Regions from separate parts of the Homo sapiens genome. Here region 2 is linked to region 1. Evidence: read pairs that join two places in POLR2A ChIA-PET (ENCODE). Cell type or tissue: OCI-LY7. All regions are shown on one strand. Links, peaks and the distances in the headings refer to the core of each region. The heading gives the core; the rest is flanking DNA. Region 1 has its middle 35 kb from the start of TBC1D9. Region 2 overlaps TBC1D9 (TBC1 domain family member 9).

Region 1 (9,053 bases), core at 2,530-7,529:
AACCACATTTTATGAGTTAAAACAAGCCTCAGGCCTAGCACAGATGCAAGGGGAGGAGACTGATCAGGTGTAGGTCCTAGGGCGCATGGCACATTGGAGGCCACTGCTGGAGCTGATTATGATAAGATGTATGTATACTGAGTATATGTATTTGTTTGCTAGAGCTGCCATACAAAATGCCATAAACTGGGTGGCCGTAAACAAAAGACTTACTATCTCAGGGCAGGTGCAGTGACTCACACCTGTAATCCCAGCACTTTGGGAAGCCGAGGCAGGTGGATCATGAGGCAAGGAGTTTGAGACCAGCCTGTCCAATATTTGTGAAACCATGTCTCTACTAAAAAAAAAAAAAAAAAAAAAACCATAAAAATTAGCCGGGCATGGTGGCGCGCCTGTAGTCCCAGCTACTCGGGATACTGAGGCAGGAGAATCGCTTGAACCCAGGAGGCAGAGGTTTCAATGAGCCAAGATTACGCCACTGCACTCCAGCCTGGGGGGCAGAGTGAGACTCCATCTCAAAAAAAAGAAAAAAGAAAAAAGAAACTTACTATCTCTGGAGACTAGAAATCCAAGATCAAGGTGTCTGCAGGCTTGATTCCTTGAAAGCTCTGAGAGAAAAAAAATCTGTTCCAGGCCTCTCCCCTTGGTTTGTGGACTGCCATCTTCTCCCTTTGTCTCTTCATGTTGTCTTCCCTCTGTGTGTATCTCTGACCAAAATTTCCCCTTCTTACAAGGACACCAGTTATACTGGATTAGGTTCTACCCTAATGGCCTCTTCACTTTAACTTGATTACCTCTGTAAACATCCTATCACCAAATAAAGCCACATTGTTAGGTATTGGGGGTTAGGACTTCAACATAGGAATTTTCAGGGTGCATGATTAGACCCATGACACTGAGGAACAACTAACAGTCTTTGATAAGCTTTGCAATACATTAACCTTTTACTTCCCTAGAAATACGTTGATAATAATTTCCTCCTTGCATTGTACTTTTTATTATTTCTTGAAAAAAATTGGACATTTAAAATATATTTTCTACTTTTTGCCTGTGTACATTATCTTATAAATCAAAATTGTCACTGGCAACACAAAGTTCATGTCACGAAAAGGCAGAAATATGCAGTTCCAATTTTGCTCTGTCTGTTCTGTTAAAGAGCCTCATATTCAGTTTAGAAAGAAATAACAGGAAACTTTAGCCTAAAAACAAGTGAGACAATTTAAGAGAAAACTTTAAGACCTCTAAATCAATATCAGGGCCCAAAGGAATTAAGTTTTATCATTCTAAGAAAATATGAAAAATAAAGCATCCTGTTGCTATAGAGTTACCTGATTATATCAGGTCCTCCTGAGCCTGTCATAGCAGATGATGTACCCAAAAACAACATAGGCTGGAATACTCATCTGCACACACAGGAAATATGTACAAAGACGGTCATTGCTGCTGCACTGTTTGAAAGAGTATGAAATAGGGGGAAAAGACCTAAATGTTCCATTCTCATTAGGGGTTTGCTTATATAAGACATAATGTATCTGCACCATGAAATAACGCAACAATTTTTAAAAATGCAGCTGTATTATACGTAGACAAGGAAGATCTCCAAGACACATTGTTGAGTAATACAAAGTAAAAAACTAAACACACAAACAATATGTATTTTCTACAATTATATGTAATGCATATACATATATGTGTGCACATATATGTATGTGGATATATATATTTGTACTTATATACGTGTGTGTATATGTGTATGCATAGACATGTGTGTATACACATGCATGAAAGTATATAGGAGATAAAAGCTGTGCAAAGATATGATTCTCTCTAAACAGAAAAAGAGCCAGAATTGAGGATGGGGAACAGTCCAGAAATGATTTTATTTATAATGACTTAATTTTTTTACCAGGATATTATATTCATTTTTATATGTTTAATAAAGATCTAATGTAAAAATGTAAGAGAAGCAACACAGCGCAGTGGCTAAAAGCATAGACACAGAAGCCAGACTATGAATTTGAAGCCCAGATTTGTCACTTTCTACCCATGTGACTTTGAGCTGTTTATCTTCTCTGCATCAGTCTCCTCAATAATCAAGTAAGAATAATGTTCCTACTTCAGAGTGTTATTATGAGGGTTCAAGTATTTTTAAATAACCTAAAAAACCCCTGATGCACAGTAGGCATATTTGTTAGTTTTTAACTGTTTAAAATGATTGATTAAAAATATTTTCTGAAATAGAAAGGACTATAATGGGATTTGCTGAATGAGGGTGATTAGGATATGGCCATTGGGAGAAGGGATAGGAAATCGTAACACAATACACAGCAACCCTCTTCACATTTGACTTGTTTGTTTAGTTCTCCCCTGCCCCCGCTTCCTTGCTGAATTTTTCTTCTTGATCCTTTTCCTATGTGGAGCTACCTACCCCCACCGGGGTACCTTTGGTTTGGCTTCTCTGTTCAGTATTGCAAAGGGCTGACCGCCAAGGAACAAAGGATCTCAAGCAGAATCAAAGGGTAAGAGAAAAGGAAATATTGCAGATACACCTCAAGTTCTTTCTTTCACCTTGACATATGGATCATCTTTTTGCCTTTTCCAAGAACAGATGGCAGTTGCCTCAATGCCAAAAGTGACAGAGCAGATAGTGAAGCTTCTGCAAATGCTCAAGGCATTAAGCTCTGTCCAGGTCCTACCTACCTGCTGGGGGAGTCCCCTGGGATGCACAGGGAAGGGTGTGGGAAGGGGCAGAGCTTCCACCTAAGCAGCATGCACACATCACAGCCTGATCCTGGGAGGAACAAGGCCACTCTCTGACCCTCATTTACCTCTCAAGTCTCCAACAGCCTGGTGGGGAGATGGGGGTACCATGGGGGCCTCCTCTGCACAGAACAGGACAATCCCTCTCCTGTCTTACCCTGCATGGCAAGTCAGGCTGATGCTCCCCAAATCTCTCCTATCTGTTGCAGAGGGGGCTGTAAGGGAGGCAGGACGGGGATAATGAGACTTAGGGAAGACCCAGTTCTAACCCCTTCCCTTACTCTTCATCTCTTCCCAGGCTACCCATATACTAAAGAGAAACTAGCCATTGCCAGCAGTGGCCAGAAGCCATTTAATCTTTTATGTTTTAATCATATATATAACCTTTAAGGAATAACTTTACCCTATTTTACATAATTTAATTTTATAATTTTATAATTATAGGATTTTAAAGCTAATTTCTTATATCAGAAAATACTATTAAGGTAATCTTAGGAATTATTTATGGTTTATCTTATTGGATAATAGTCATTCTTTAAGTATTGCATGCACTTTTTTTTTTTTTCTGAGAACAGAGTTTTGCTCTGTAGCCCAGGCTGGCGTGCAATGGCTCAATCTCGGCTCACTGCAACCTCCGCCTCCCGGGCTCAAGTGATTCTCCTTCCTCAGCCTCCTGAGCAGCTGGGATTACAGGCGCCTGCCATCATGCCCAGCTAATTTTTATATTTTTGGTAGACACGGTGTTTCACCACGTTGGCCAGGCTGATCTCGAACTCTTGACCTCGTGATCCGCCCACCTCTGCTTCCCAAAGTGCTGGGACTACAGGCGTGAGCCACTGCGCCCGGCCTGCATACTCTATTTTATTATCCTTACCAGATCATTTGAAATTTCTGTTTATCTCTTTTCACATTGGAAACAGAAGGTGGTGTCTTTAGAAAGAAGCAGACAACAGCATGTGCCTCAAACCTGGAGATATACCTTCTCTCTGCTAGTTGGCCTTAAGCAGGCCCTTTTTCATACTTTAAAACAGATTACCATGGTGATCTCAATCAAGACCTAACTGTAGTCAGACAGGAAAAACTGAAGGCTGCATTTTGAACCATTCAGGTTACTTAGGAGATGCTAAGATCAATTAACCCCAAATAAAATCCATGGAAACCATTCAAATGATGTTGCTATCTTCTTCTCAAGATCATTCTGTCTCTGTTTGGAGACTGTCTTATCTAGCCAGACCAAATATACATCATAATAGGCTGGAAATAAAACCTAGAGAATGGATAAGATGAGGAAAAGAAAAGAATAACCAAACAGAAATGGGAATTTTGCTCTGGATTATGGATGGGTCTCTAGCCATTCATTGGCTCTGGGGCTGCCAAGCCAAGACCCTCACTCAGATTGTCAAAGTGGCAGGGAACTTGGGCTGGTTGTAGAAGAGGCCTCCAGCATCTACAGCCCTTCTTGGCCAACAGAGCTCAGACTGCTCCTTTAAAATTAAAGACGGCTGGGTACGGTGGCTCACAGCTGTAATCCTAGCATTTTGGGAGGCTGAGGAGAGAGGATTGCTTGAGCCCAGGAGTCAGAGGCTGCAGTAAGCTGGGATAGCACCACTGCCCTCCAGCCTTGGTGACAGAGGGATGGAGACCCCATCCCTTAAAAAAAAAAATAGAGCCTTAGAAAGAGTAGTGATTCGTAAGGAGAAGCATGAATGCATTTATTCATGTTCCCTCTAAAAAAACAGACAACTGCCCTTATACTGGCTGCCTTCTGAGTCTTGGGGGGGTTTGGTAATTAAAAGCAATTTTGTAAAATCTGAGCACCAGTGTTGAAAATGAGCTTAAGCATAAACTAATTCATCACTTAGTGAGATAAATACATAACTGATAAATTTTTCATTACATCAGTGAGAGTTTCATCTTTTTAAACTAGCTTTTTGCCATGTTCGCAAATTTTGATTAAAGAATCCTCTGAGTATTATAACATAGAAATGTCTTTATATTTTGAATGGGCCTTACTACTAGCCTTCAAAGTTCTGGAGCACAAATAAAGAGTCCCCCCAGATAGAATTCTGAGTTCATGAGGTTTATTTCTGTTGGGTGTGCTACATGTCACAGATACTCTCCTTATTGGGAAGCTGGTGGCCTTTTGGCTAGAGAATGTCTTGACACTCTAGGGTACTCATTACTGGAAGCCTTGATTTGCTCTTGAAAGAAATCACAAAGGCATGACACCTCTTCCCTTTGCACTTCTCCCCACCCAGACCCCAAAGAGGAACTGAAAGAGGAACATGCACTGTTGGAGTAGACACGGACCAGTGAGCACGCGCACAGTCCTCAATACCAGCCTACAATAGCTGTATGTACATTTTCTGGCCTCAAACCAGTGTCCTCAAGTCATGATATCTGTTCTCTCTGTTCCTCAAGACTAAGCAGTTAATGTACTTCACAAACAGGGATACCTGCCATTTCACTGAGTCACAATAGGAGTTGATATTACTGAGCTCTTCCTATGTGCCAAACCCTATTCAAAGTATGCCCTAGCTGTCTCAAGAGAATGTAATAATTTGCCAACAGTGACACAGGTAATAAGTGGTCTAGCGGTGACATGAACACCAGCAGTATTACTCTAGAACCCAGATGTTTTTCCTCTTTATGCCATTCCTTCTGCCTTAACTTTACCTCAATTTCTTCTATCTTGTGTAGAAGGATGTTGTGAGGATTCGAAAAATAATAGGAGAATACTTGATATGGTGCCTCACACAGGGCAAACTCTCAATGCCCTGTTAGTTGCTATGGCTAGTTGAGAATTTGCTCAGTCACAGTGCTAAGTGGCTGAACCAGGACCCCCACCCTAGAGCCTGTTCCTAGAGTTCACTCTAACGCCAACCCCTCCTGCTGCTCTGCGTCAGTGACAGCACAGATAACACACCAGCACAGTTACTGGCAATAACTGAGCACTAGGGAGATGTCAAGCTTGTTCCTCTCCCACATCTCCCTCCTTCTCCTCACTGAAAGACAGAGGCACAGAAACACATTCTTATATAAGGTAATGACCAACTTCGAAAAGAGAAGCTTGATTCAATTGCACTTTATACTTCCTTTCTCACTTTTCATGCAAGATGAAAAGTAAAGTCCATGAAATAGAAGACACGATTTTTAAAAATGTATTCATATATTTGGGCAACAGAGTGAGACTCTGTCTCAAAAAAAACACATATCTCTCTCTCCACGTATTTGGCTTCATTTTCCCTCCCCATTATTGTCATGCTTCATGCTATTGAAACTGCCAGGACAGAATGTATCCTTAGTTAGTCATGACACCTCATATGTCTCGTGTCAAACATAACACACAGATTACTCACACGCTGACAATGCCATACGTTAGGCACACTGTGCCTTTAATTGTGCAATGACATTTGCTATAAGCATGAACATTCATGTTTCAGTTTTGAAGGAAGTTGGCAATTACTTGCTATGTCTTGCAATAGAATAGTGCACTTTTCACTTTTCGCTTTTTCTCCTTAGAAATCTTGTACTGTACAAATTGTGGAACACAGTAATCTGACTTTGTCCTCTGTTTTTCTCCTGCTATGAATGCTATAAAGTTATCTTTCTTTTTCTTCCTTTTTTTTTTTTTGACAGGGTCTCACTCCTGTTGCCCATGCTGTAGTGCAGAGGTACAATCATGGCTCACTGTAGCCTCAACTTCCCAGGCTCAGGTGATCCTCCCACCTCAGCCTCCTACATAGCTGGGACTACAGGTGCATGCCATTACACCCAGCTAATTTTTTATATTTTTAGTAGAGATGTGATTTTGCCATGTTTTCCAGGCTGATCTTGAACTCCTGATGCTTGAACTCAAGTAATCCGCCTGCCTTCACCTCCCAAAGTGTTGGGGTTATAGGCATGAGACACTGTGCCTGGCCCCCCAGAGTTACCTTTCAAATCATGAGGAGATCACGCTGCCCCTCTTGGCTTTTCTTGATTACAAATCAAACTTTCAATGTTTCCAAAGAAAAATATAGGAGCTCAGAGTATTTCCGGGGGGAAAACAGCACATGGTTCCCTTCCTCACCACCCTCTGGTCTCTCTTCCTTTGCCACCTCCAGGGTCAGTCAGGAACATCTCTGGAGTTGTGAGGATCTTCCTGGTGTCCCCAATTCCCAGCAACTCTGAATATCCTTGTTTTCATGTTTTAAAAACATGCATCTGGTGTAAAAGCTTTTATCTGGTACATCTCAGTACTTGAAACACTTCATTTCACTCTTTACATGTATATCTATCTCTACCAGAGACCATCTGACCTCTTGAGAGTGGAGGCCAACATGATTTTCTTTGCATATACAGATCCTACACTGGCCTAGCATGTGGTAAAGAGATATGAAATGCTGTTGAATAATGAATTATATGTCCAGAACCCATGTGGCTCAGTACTGGTGGTATCATGTTTAAGAAATACACTTCAGAAAACCCCTGTCCAAGATGGCCGAATAGGAACAGCTCCAGTCTACAGCTCCCAGCGTGAGCAACGCAGACGACAGATGATTTCTGCATTTCCAACTGAGGTACTGGGTTCATCTCACTGGGGATTGTTGGAGAGTGGGTGCAGGACAGTGGGTGCAGCGCACCGTGCATGAGCCAAAGCCAGGCGAGGCATCACCTCACCCAGGAAGTGCAAGGGGTTAGGGAATTCCCTTTCCTAGCCAAGGAAAGGGGTGACAAACGGCACCTGGAAAATCTGGTCACTCCCACCCTAATACTGCACTTTTCCAACGGTCTTAGCAAATGGCACACCAGGAGATTATATCCCGTGCCTGGCTCGGATGGTCCTATGCCCAAGGAGCCTTGCTCATTGCTAGCACAGCAGTCTGAGATCAAACTGCAAGGTGGCAGCGAGGCTGGGGGAGTGGCTCCCACCATTGCTGAGGCTTGAGCAAGTAAACAAGCGGCCAGGAAGCTCGAACTGGGTGGAGCCCACCACAGCTCAAGGAGGCCTGCTTGCCTCTGTAGACTCCACCTCTGGGGGCAGGGCATAGCCAAATAAAAGGCAGCAGAAACCTCTGCAGACTTAAATGTCCCTGTCTGACAGCTTGGAAGACAGTAGTGGTTCTCCCAGCACACAGCTTGAGATGTGAGAGCAGACAGCCTGCCTCCTCAAGTGGGTCCTGACCCCTGAGTAGCCTAACTGGGAGGCACCCCCCAGTAGGGGCAGACTGACACCTCACACGGCCGGGTAAACCTCTGAGACAAAACTTCCAGAGGAACAAACAGGCAGCAACATTTGCTCTTCAACAATATTCGCTGTTCTGCAGCCTCCACTGCTGATGCCCAGGAAAACAGGGTCTGGACTGGACCTCTGGCAAACTCCAACAGACCTGCAGCTGAGGGTCCTTTCTGTTTGAAGGAAAACTAACAAACAGAAAGGACACCCACACCAAAACCCCACCTGTACGTCAGCATCATCAAAGACCAAAGGTAGATAAAACCACAAAGATGGGGAAAAAACAGAGCAGAAAAACTGAAAATTCTAAAAATCAGAGCGCCTCTCCTCCTCCAAAGGAACGCAGCTCCTCACCAGCAACGGAACAAAGCTGGATGGAAAATGACTTTGACGAGTTGAGAGAAGAAGGCTTCAGATGATCAAACTTCTCCCAGCTAAAGGAGGAAGTTTGAACCCATGGCAAAGAAGTTAAAAACCTTGAAAAAAGATTAGATGAATGGCTAACTAGAATAACCAAGGCAGAGAAGTCCTTAAACGAACGGATGGAGCTGAAAACCATGGCACGAGAACTACGTGACGAATGCACAAGCTTCAGTAGCCGATTCGATCAACTGGAAGAAAGGGTATCAGTGATGGAAGATGAAATGAATGAAATGAAGTGAGAAGACAAGTTTAGAGAAAAAAGAATAAAAGGAAATGAACAAAGCCTCCAAGAAATATGGGACTATGTAAAAAGACGAAATCTACGTCTGATTGGTGTACCTGAAAGTGACAGGGAGAATGGAACCAAGTTGGAAAACACTCTGCAGGATATTATCCAGGAGAACTTCCCCAATCTAGGAAGGCAGGCAAATATTCAAATTCAGGAAATACAGAGAATGCCACAAAGATACTCAGAGAATGCCACAAAGATACTCAGAGAATGCCACAAAGATACTCCTCGAGAAGAGCAACTCCAAGACACATAATTATCAGATTCACCAAAGTTGAAATGAAGGAAAAAATGTTAAGGGCAGCCAGAGATAAAGGTCGGGTTACCCACAAAGGGAAGCCCATCAGACTAACAGCTGATCTC
Region 2 (9,053 bases), core at 829-5,828, 130 kb after region 1:
GTTTGATTTTTGCCACCTCCTGAAGTCTTTGGTCATCATTGGAACCATAAAGATGAGGCCAGAGTCTGCACTGGAAATAAAAGCTTACTCAGATCATACCTTGTACTTCAAGCCAGAGATGCCAGGAAGGACAGAAGGGGACACTTCCATGGACCAGTGGTGAAGAGGCATCCATCTTTACTGGTCCACAGACCTGGCTCTTGTGCCTGTCCATCATTCTGTCACATCAGATCTTTGAGCCCTGCTACAGAAACCAGAGATCCTTCAGGCTAAGCTCACACTGCTTCCTCCCATCCGAAAGCACTGAGTGTATCCCAGGGATCTCTAATATCTCAGACATCAGAGCACTCCTTAGTTTCACCAACTTTACTTTCACATGTAAATTAGTTGCTCTATCTGGATTGAAGCCTGAAATATTATCATTCTAAATAGGCTTATGTGAATATTTTTATTTGAACCTAAGATGGTCTGACACAAATGCTATTATTAAAAGCTTTTATTCTTAAAAAGTGATACTAAAATTAATAATTACGACTCACAGGAAAGCCTTTAAAAAAACCTATAGCTCTTTGTAAAAGTAGATGTAATGCCCATAATGAGATGTATAAATGTCTCAGAAATAGGGACGTATAATCCTGAAAAATAATTGGTTTTGTCTATTTCATGTAAAACTAGTTTGTTCTATATTTATTTAATACATGTCTTATTTTTCATTTTTCTTTCCTTCTTTCTTTTTGTAGAGATAGGTGTCTTGCTGTGTTGCCCAGGGTGGTCTCAAACTTGTAGGCTCAATCAATCCTCCTACCTCAGCCTCCCAGGTGCTGGGATGATAGTCATGAGCCACTGTGCCTGGCCTCATTTTCCCTAAGTGGACCAGCCATAGCTCCTCATTTAGAAACCTAAATTTGAGTCAACTCATCTCTAATTATAATTCAAACCCAAGAAGATCATTACCATCCAGTCTTTTCTTGTCTTCCCTGTGTTTAGTGAACTAGTCACCTTGACAACCAGATTCAGATCACTGACAGAGTAAACAGATTTCCATTTTCATCCTCCTTGTTCAAATTAGAAGTTATTTATAGCTGCATTTTAAGTGAAAATGAAACTCAAAACGAGTACCAGGAAACTAGTGTATACAACAATAGTACACAGCCCTATCTCAGAGATAATGTTGAGAGTTAGACCCAGTGTTTCCTTTAACGGCAGATGGACCATGTGAGACCGCAGGGTGGTCTCCACACGGCCCTCTGTTGGGGTGATAACTGAGCCCGTATTTCCACATCCAGGAATGGGGTTCGCCTGAAGGCCAGCCTATCATGAAGAGAGCACAGCTCCAGGCCAGAGCCCAACTTGGGTCTCACCTGCTTCCTGTGACCCTTAGGGTGACGGCATCATGACCTGAACTCTGTACCCGCTGAAATGAAATGCAGGTCAGATGACAAGAAATCACAGTACGTCTCCCACATCAACAGAGCAAAAGCCAGCGTTATGTCCCTGTCAGCTGGGTTGGCTTTTCCAGGGCCAGCGTGAGTGGTGAGGCCAGCTCTCTCAGTGACCATCAGAGACAAGGCCTTGGCCAGTCCAGGGGTCTTGGGGCTCCACTTTTCTGAATTATGAAATGTTGAGTGTTTACCCTGTCAATATATATATCATTTATATATTTTTTGTGATATCTTTATTGAGATATAATTCACAACTTACTAGTTAAGGTGTACAATTCAGTGGTTTTTTTTTTTTAGTATATTCACAGAATTGTGCAATGATCACAATTATAGAACATTTTTCATCCCCCCAAAACACCCCATACCTTTTATCCATTTGGAAAATAGATATAGGCTGGGCGCGGTGGCTCACGCCTGTAATCCCAGCACTTTGGGAGGCCGAGGTGGGCGGATCACGAGGTCAGGAGATCGAGACCATCCTGGCTAACAAGGTGAAACCCTGTCTCTACTAAAAAAAATACAAAAAATTAGATGGGCGCGGTGGCGGGCGCCTGTAGTCCCAGCTACTCGGGAGGCTGAGGCAGGAGAATGGCGTGAACCCGGGAGGCGGAGCTTGCAGTGAGCCGAGATAGCGCCACTGCACTCCGGCCTGGGCGAAAGAGCAAGATTCTGTCTCAAAAAAAAGGAAAATAAATATAAACTGTTTGGAAATACAGACTGGTAGTTCCATTCCCCTCAAGCCCCCTCCCAGCCCCAGGCAACCACCAGACTACTTTCTGTTGCTAGACATTTTGTATAAATGGAAGCATACAATATGTAGGTTTTTGTGACTGGCTTCTTTCACATAGCATACTGTGTTCAAGGTTCCACCATATCATAGCATGTATCAGCATTTCATTCCTTTTTATGGCCAAATATTATATCATTGTATGGACATACTATACTCTGTTCATTCGTTTTTCAGTTGATAAACATTTAGGTTGTTTCTACTTTTTGGTTCCTATGAATAATGCTGCTATGAATGTTCATCTACATGTTTTTGTGTGGGCTGGGCACAGTGGCTCATGCTTGTAATCCCAGCACTTTGGGAGGCCAAGGAGGGAGGATCACTTGAGCCCAGGAGTTTGACACCAACCCAGGCAACATAGTGAGACCCCATCTCTACAAAAAAAAATTTTTTTTTTAACTAGCTGGGTGTGGTGGCACGCACATGTAGTCCCAGCTACTCAAGAATCTGAGATGGGAGGATTGCTTGAGTCTGGGAGGTTGAGGCTGCAATGAGCTGTGATCAGACCTCTGCACCTCAGCTTGGGTGACTCAGCAAGACCCTCTCTCAGAAAATAAAATATAGATTTAAAATTTAGAAAATTCAAAAGTTTAAAATTTTTTTAAATACAGGTTTTTTTATGGACACCTGCTTCTATTTCTCTTGAATGTATGAATGAAGTGGAATTTCTGGTTCGTATGGTAACTCTATGTTTAACCTTTTAAAGGTTAAACATTATTTTGATTTGCATTCTCCTGAAGGATAATGATGTTGAACATTTTTTCATGCACTTACTGACCACTTCTATATCTTCTTTGTAGAAATATGTACTCAGATCCTTTGCCTGCTCTTAATTGGGTTATCTTTTAGTTATTGAGTTGTAAAAGTTTTTAAACATATTTGAGATACAAGTTCATTATCAGATTTTTCCTAAAAATGCTCCCATTCTGTGCATTGTCTTTTCACTGTCTTTGATGGTATCCTTCGAAGCACAAAAAAATTTAATTTTAATGAAATACAATTTGTCTATTTTTTCCTTTGTCACTCTGCTCTCATGACATGAAGATTTACACTACTATGCTTTCTTCTAAGAGTTTGTAGTTTTAGCTCTTATAGTTAGGTCATTTTGAGTTAATTTTTTTTTTTTTTTTTTTCTGGAGACTGAGTCTCACCCTGTCACCCAGGCTGGAGTGCAATGGCATAATCTTGGCTCACTGAAACCTCCACCTCCTGGGTTCAAGCGATTCTTCTGCCTCAGCCTCCTGAGTAGCTGGGATTACAGGTGTGCACCACCACGCCTGGCTAATTTTTGTATTTTCAGTAGACACGGGGTTTCACCATGTTCATCAGGCTGGTCTCAAACTCCTGACCTCGTGATACACCCACCTTGGCCTGTCAAAGTGTTGAGATTACAGGCGTGAGCCACTGCACCCGGCCTTGAGTTAATTTTTTATGTGGTGTGAGATGCAGGTGACTGTCTAATTCATTCTTTTCCGTATGGATATCTAGTTGTCCCAGCACCATTTGTTGAAAATACTATTCTTTCCCCCAGTGAATTGTCTTAGCACCCTTGTTAAAAATTAATAGACCTTAAATGTTAGGATTTATTTCTGGACTCTTAAATCTAGTCCATTGATCTGTATGTCTATCTTTATGCCAGTACTACACTGTCTTGCTTACTGTAGCTTTGCAGTAAGTTTTAAAATTGGGAAGTGTGAGTCCTCCAATTTTCTTGTCCTTTTTTGAGTCTCTTGAAGTTGCATATGAATTTTAGGACCAGCTAGCCAATTTTTGCAAAAAGGACAGATGGGATTTTGATAGGTATTGTGTTGAATCTGTAGATCAGTTTGGGAGTTTTTCTATCTTAACAACATTAAGTCTTCCAACCCATAAACACAGGATGTCTTTTATTTAAGTCTTTGTCAATTTCTTTTAGCAATATTTTGTAGCTTGCAGTGTGCAACTCTTACATGTGTTTTGTTATATTTATTCCGAAATATTTTATTCTTTTTTGTATCCTGCAGCCTTCATGAACTCATTCATGCGTTGTTGAGGTATAATTGACAAATAAAAAGTATATATATTTAAGGTGTATTAATTTGATGATTTCATATACATTGTGAAATGATTACTATAATTGAGCTAGTTTACCATATCTATTACCTCACATTGTTCCCATGATTTTTTCTTTTTGTCTTTTTTTCTTGTTTTTTTTTTTTTTTTGGTGGGGAGAGTTTGGTGAGAGAACACTTAAGATCTACCCTCTTAGCAAATTTCAAGTATACAATACAGTATTACATTAGATCTTCAGAACATTTTCATTTCTTATAACTGAAGCTCTATACCCTTTGACCAACATCTCTCCATTTTTCCCCTTCCTTAGCTCCTGGTAATCACCATTCTAGACTCTGTTTCTATGAGTTTGACTATATTAGATTCCACATACAACTGAGAACATGTATTACTTGTCTTTCTGTGCCTGGCTTATTTCACTTAGCATAATGTCTTCTGGGTTCAACCATGTTATCAAAAATGATAGGACTTCCCCTCTTATAGGCTGAATATAGTATCCCATTTTGTATATATGCCCCATTTTCTTTATCCATTCATCTCTTAATGGGTATTTAGATTGTTTCTATATCTTGGCTATTGTGAAAATGCTGCAATAAACATAGGATGCAGATATTTCTTCAGGATACTGATTTCACTTCTTTTGGATATATGCTTAGAGTGGGATTACTGGATCATAAGGTGGCTCTATTTTTAGTTTAAGGAATCTCTATACTGTTTTCTGTAATGGCTGTAGCAATTTACATTCCCACCAACAGTGTACAAGGGTTCCCTTTTCTCCACATCCTTGCTGACACTTGTTATCTTTTGTCTTTTTTATCATAGCCATTCTGACAGGTATGAGGTGGTATTTCATTGTAGTTTTGATTTGCATTTCCCTGATGATTAGTGATGTTGAGCACCTTTAAATACACCTGTTGGTGATTTGTATACCTTCTTTTGAGAACTGTCTATTCATTTCCTTTGCCCATTTTAAAATCAGGTTGTTTGGTTTAGGCTATTGAGTTCTGTGAGTTCATTATATATTTTGTATATTGACCCCTTATCAGACATATGGTTTGCAGATATTTTCTTCCATTAAGTTGCTTTTTGATTGCTTCCTTTGCTGTGCAGAGCTTTTTAGTTTGATGCTATCCCACTTGTCTGATTTTTGCTTTTGCTGCCCGTGCTATTGGTGTCACATCCAGAAAATAATTGCCATATCAGTGTCAAGAAGCATTTTCTTTCTATATTTTCTTCTACTAGTTTTATGGTTTCAGGAATTGAAATTTAATTTAATCCATTTTGCATTAATTTTGGTACATGGTATAAAAAAAGAGTTCATTTTCATTCTTCTGCATGTGAATATTCAGTCTTCCCAACAGGAATGTAATTAAAATTTAGATTGAGAGGTAGATACTTGCATATAGGGTTTTTCTGTCTTGAAGAATCCTAAACTGTAAGTATCTCAAATGGATGATTCTCAGTATAACCCTCCATCCCCATCCCCAACACCTGAGGAACTTCTGTCAACAATGATGACTCACCACTGTTAGGAATACTCTTACCACTCTGCAATTTGAAAAACTCCAAGTATCTCCCTCAATATGGCTATTAAACCCTTCAGAGCTAACACGTTAGCAGGCAGTTTTCAGACTTATTTTGAGAGACAGAACCTCCTATTTCAAGTGAAATCTTAATGAAACCACAATAAAATAAAAGCAAAGCTGCTGGGGTTGAAGAGAGTGATGAGAAGGTGAAGCCTCAGCCTGGCTTGTTATGATGACCTCCCCACCTGTGCTCCTAAGCAGCCCTTCAGGACTGTCTGTGGGAGTTCCTCAGAGCATGGTTTTGTAGCTTGGGAACCTCTACCTTAGGAAAGTTTTTAAGTAGCCAGCCTACTATGGAGCTGAAAGAGGGAAGGAGGCCACAGGCAAATTCACCAGTCTAGCCACGATTGCAACATACCACATCTGTGATTTCACCTTCTCTTGCAAGTTTCCTTTGAGAGGTAGGAAAGTAAAGCAGTTCAATCATAAGCTGTAGTTGCAAACCAAAAGGCAGAGCTCTCACGTTTTTGATACTGTATCTGTTGGATATATCTCAGGTGCCATCAATGAGAAGGCCACACATCCTGGGTACTATGAAGACCTAGTGGAGAAGTCCATGGGGAAGTATAATCTCGCCACGGAGGAGATTGAGAGGGATTTACACCGCTCCCTTCCAGAACACCCAGCTTTTCAGAATGAAATGGGCATTGCTGCACTAAGGAGAGTCTTAACAGCTTATGCTTTTCGAAATCCCAACATAGGGTATTGCCAGGTAAATGTCACAGGTGGTTTTTGCTAAAAAAATAAAATAAAATTTCTATTCATTTGGCAGCAAATAGTGGGAAGGAAGGTTTATGGTTAACAGAACTATCACTTTACCAGGGCCTCTCAACCTTGGCACTGTTGACACTCTGGACTGTTAACTCTTTGTTGTATGGGCTGTTCTATGCTTTGTAGAATGTTTAGTAACATCCCTGGCCCCTACCACTAGATGCTGGTAGAAAATCCCCAGTTGTAACAACCAAAAATGTCTCTAGATATTGCCAGATGTCTGAGAGGCAGAATCATCCTGGGTTGAGAACCACTGCACTGAATGGAGGAGACCTTCCTGGATTCACCACTGTCTAGCTAGGTGACCTGGAGAAGATCCTTCTGATCACTGTCTGCCTCAACCTTCATCCCACCCTGGAGTAAGAGAGGGCATCCTCAGCACCAGGCCTGTCACTGTGGTTCGCCACAGTGTTGCTACTTTGCATCCTCTTAAGTAATAATGTCCTTGAATAGAGCTTTTATATGCTAGGGTTATGTCTTAATACACATTAAAATAAGTGCTTAACTTAGTATTAAGAAAAGTTGCCTACATACCAACAAAAGTCATCTCTTGTACTGGTATAGATGCCAAAATTTGGGAAGCTCCAAAATAACGTGACCTTAGAATCAAAGGCTATATCGGCCAGGTGCGGTGGCTCACGCCCGTAATCCCAACACTTTGGTAAGCCAAGGCCGGAGGATCACGAGGTCAGGAGATCGAGACCATCCTGGCTAACACGGTGAAACACCGTCTCTACTAAAAATACAAAAAATTAGCCAGGCGTGGTGGCAGGTGCCTGTAGTCCCAGCTACTCGGGAGGCTGAGGCAGGAGAATGGCCTGAACCCGGGAGGTGGAGCTTGCAATGAGCTGAGATCATACCACTGCACTCCAGCCTGGGCGACAGAGCAAGACTCCGTCTCAAATTAAAAAAAAAAGAAAGAATCAAAGGCTATATCATTGTAGAGGCCTTCCCTGACCATCCAGCAAAAGCTAAAAGAGGCTGAACTCCTACTTCAACACACAAGTGCACGTACATGCACACGTTAGTCTCCCTCTACTGCATTATTTTACCTCTTTATAACTTCCAATTTAAATAACCCCCCACATAGACTAGTTAACCTTTTCATCTTTGTTTTATCTAACACTAGCATTTAGGACCTGCAAGATATCACCACTCTGTCCCCCATCCTCCAATACCTAGTCCAGAGCCTGTTACAAGGTAGACCCCTAAAAAAACCTATCTCCGCTAAATGACTAAGGAACTGGCAGGGACCATCATCATGTACTAGGATCAGCAGGTTAATTCTCAAGTGGAATTTCCATGATGATGTCACTTGGGAACATAATGAGTAAGACTTACAAGAAAGAGCCTATTAAACCAAAATACCTTTTTTGAAATTGAATTGTAGAAGCCTGATGAACAGTTACCGGTTTCTGGGAGATCAAAAGAAGTACAGGAGGTAGTTGGCCTCTAATATGATAAAGTTCATATTTACCTTTTGATCTTCCTCTTTTTAATTAAGAAGACTATTAAAGTAGTTGAGTCTAGAGTGGTTATGAGGTATCTGATAATATCTTTTAATAAACTACAGTTACTTTAGAATTTAAATCACTCTCAGTTATCACTACCATCTCTCTCCGTATGGAAATGTTGGGTGAGGACTCCAAGTCTGAAAGGTTTCGTTGTTCTCTCAGGAGAGCCTGGAGCCATGTGTACCTGATTATAGAAACCATTACGGAAAGTTACAAAGGAAATGTTTACCTCACTGAATTAAGGATTAAGAACACTGAGAGATTTTAGCAGGTTAAAAGCTTTGTGAAATAGCCTTTGGGCAAATTTTTGGAATAGGGGTTTGCCAGCATGAGTTCGGGGCTCTGTCTGGTGAATATTGGTGTTAAGGAAGACCCTGCACACTTACTGGTTCAAGGACTCAGGTTTTTATGTTTTTACAGGGTCATAAAACAAAACTCAGAAGAATATATGACAGAGACTATGTGTAAAGCCTCCAAAGCCTAAACATATTTATCTCGCTTTTCACAGAAAAGGTTTGCCAGCCCTTGTGAGAATAACTGAGTAATTTTAATATGCTAACAGAATTGCTTATATTTTCAACTGTATTTGATGACATCCTCTTTCACTTTTTTAGGCCATGAATATTGTCACTTCAGTGCTGCTGCTTTATGCCAAAGAGGAGGAAGCTTTCTGGCTGCTTGTGGCTTTGTGTGAGCGCATGCTCCCAGATTACTACAACACCAGAGTTGTGGGTAAGTGGAGATGCATTTAACATTTCAACCTATGTCTCGTCAAGAAGATGCTTTTAGAGAGGTGCCAGCCAGAACACTATTTCTGGTCACCATAAGCCAAAAGAGTTTCAGACTACTCCAGTTTTTCAAAATGGAAATGAGAGAGGTTGAATAAATATAGGTTGTATAC

Evidence for each region. ChIA-PET counts read pairs that join two places held together with the same protein. Peaks named below come from ENCODE experiments on the same cell type or tissue, not always from the same donor. Only the 100,000 strongest peaks of a DNase experiment are listed, where the experiment ranks them.
Region 2: POLR2A ChIA-PET joins it to region 1 with 12 read pairs; 4 of 35 experiments call an interaction of 5 or more read pairs at or near these places.

What each region holds. Positions count from the first base shown.
Region 1 is chr4:140,787,029-140,796,081 of GRCh38, reverse strand. No RefSeq gene overlaps it. Among named protein-coding and RNA genes, the nearest start is that of TBC1D9, 35 kb to the right of the region's middle. In OCI-LY7, for the core only: no CTCF peak of the experiment used is centred there; a DNase peak (open chromatin) is centred at 5,041; H3K4me3 peaks cover 1,728 bases; H3K27ac peaks cover 1,158 bases.
Region 2 is chr4:140,659,419-140,668,471 of GRCh38, reverse strand. It overlaps TBC1D9 (TBC1 domain family member 9), which reads left to right. Exons shown (of 21, transcript NM_015130.3): 10 at 6,365-6,579; 11 at 8,767-8,884. Among named protein-coding and RNA genes, the nearest start is that of TBC1D9-AS1, 48 kb to the left of the region's middle. In OCI-LY7, for the core only: no CTCF peak of the experiment used is centred there; no DNase peak of the experiment used is centred there.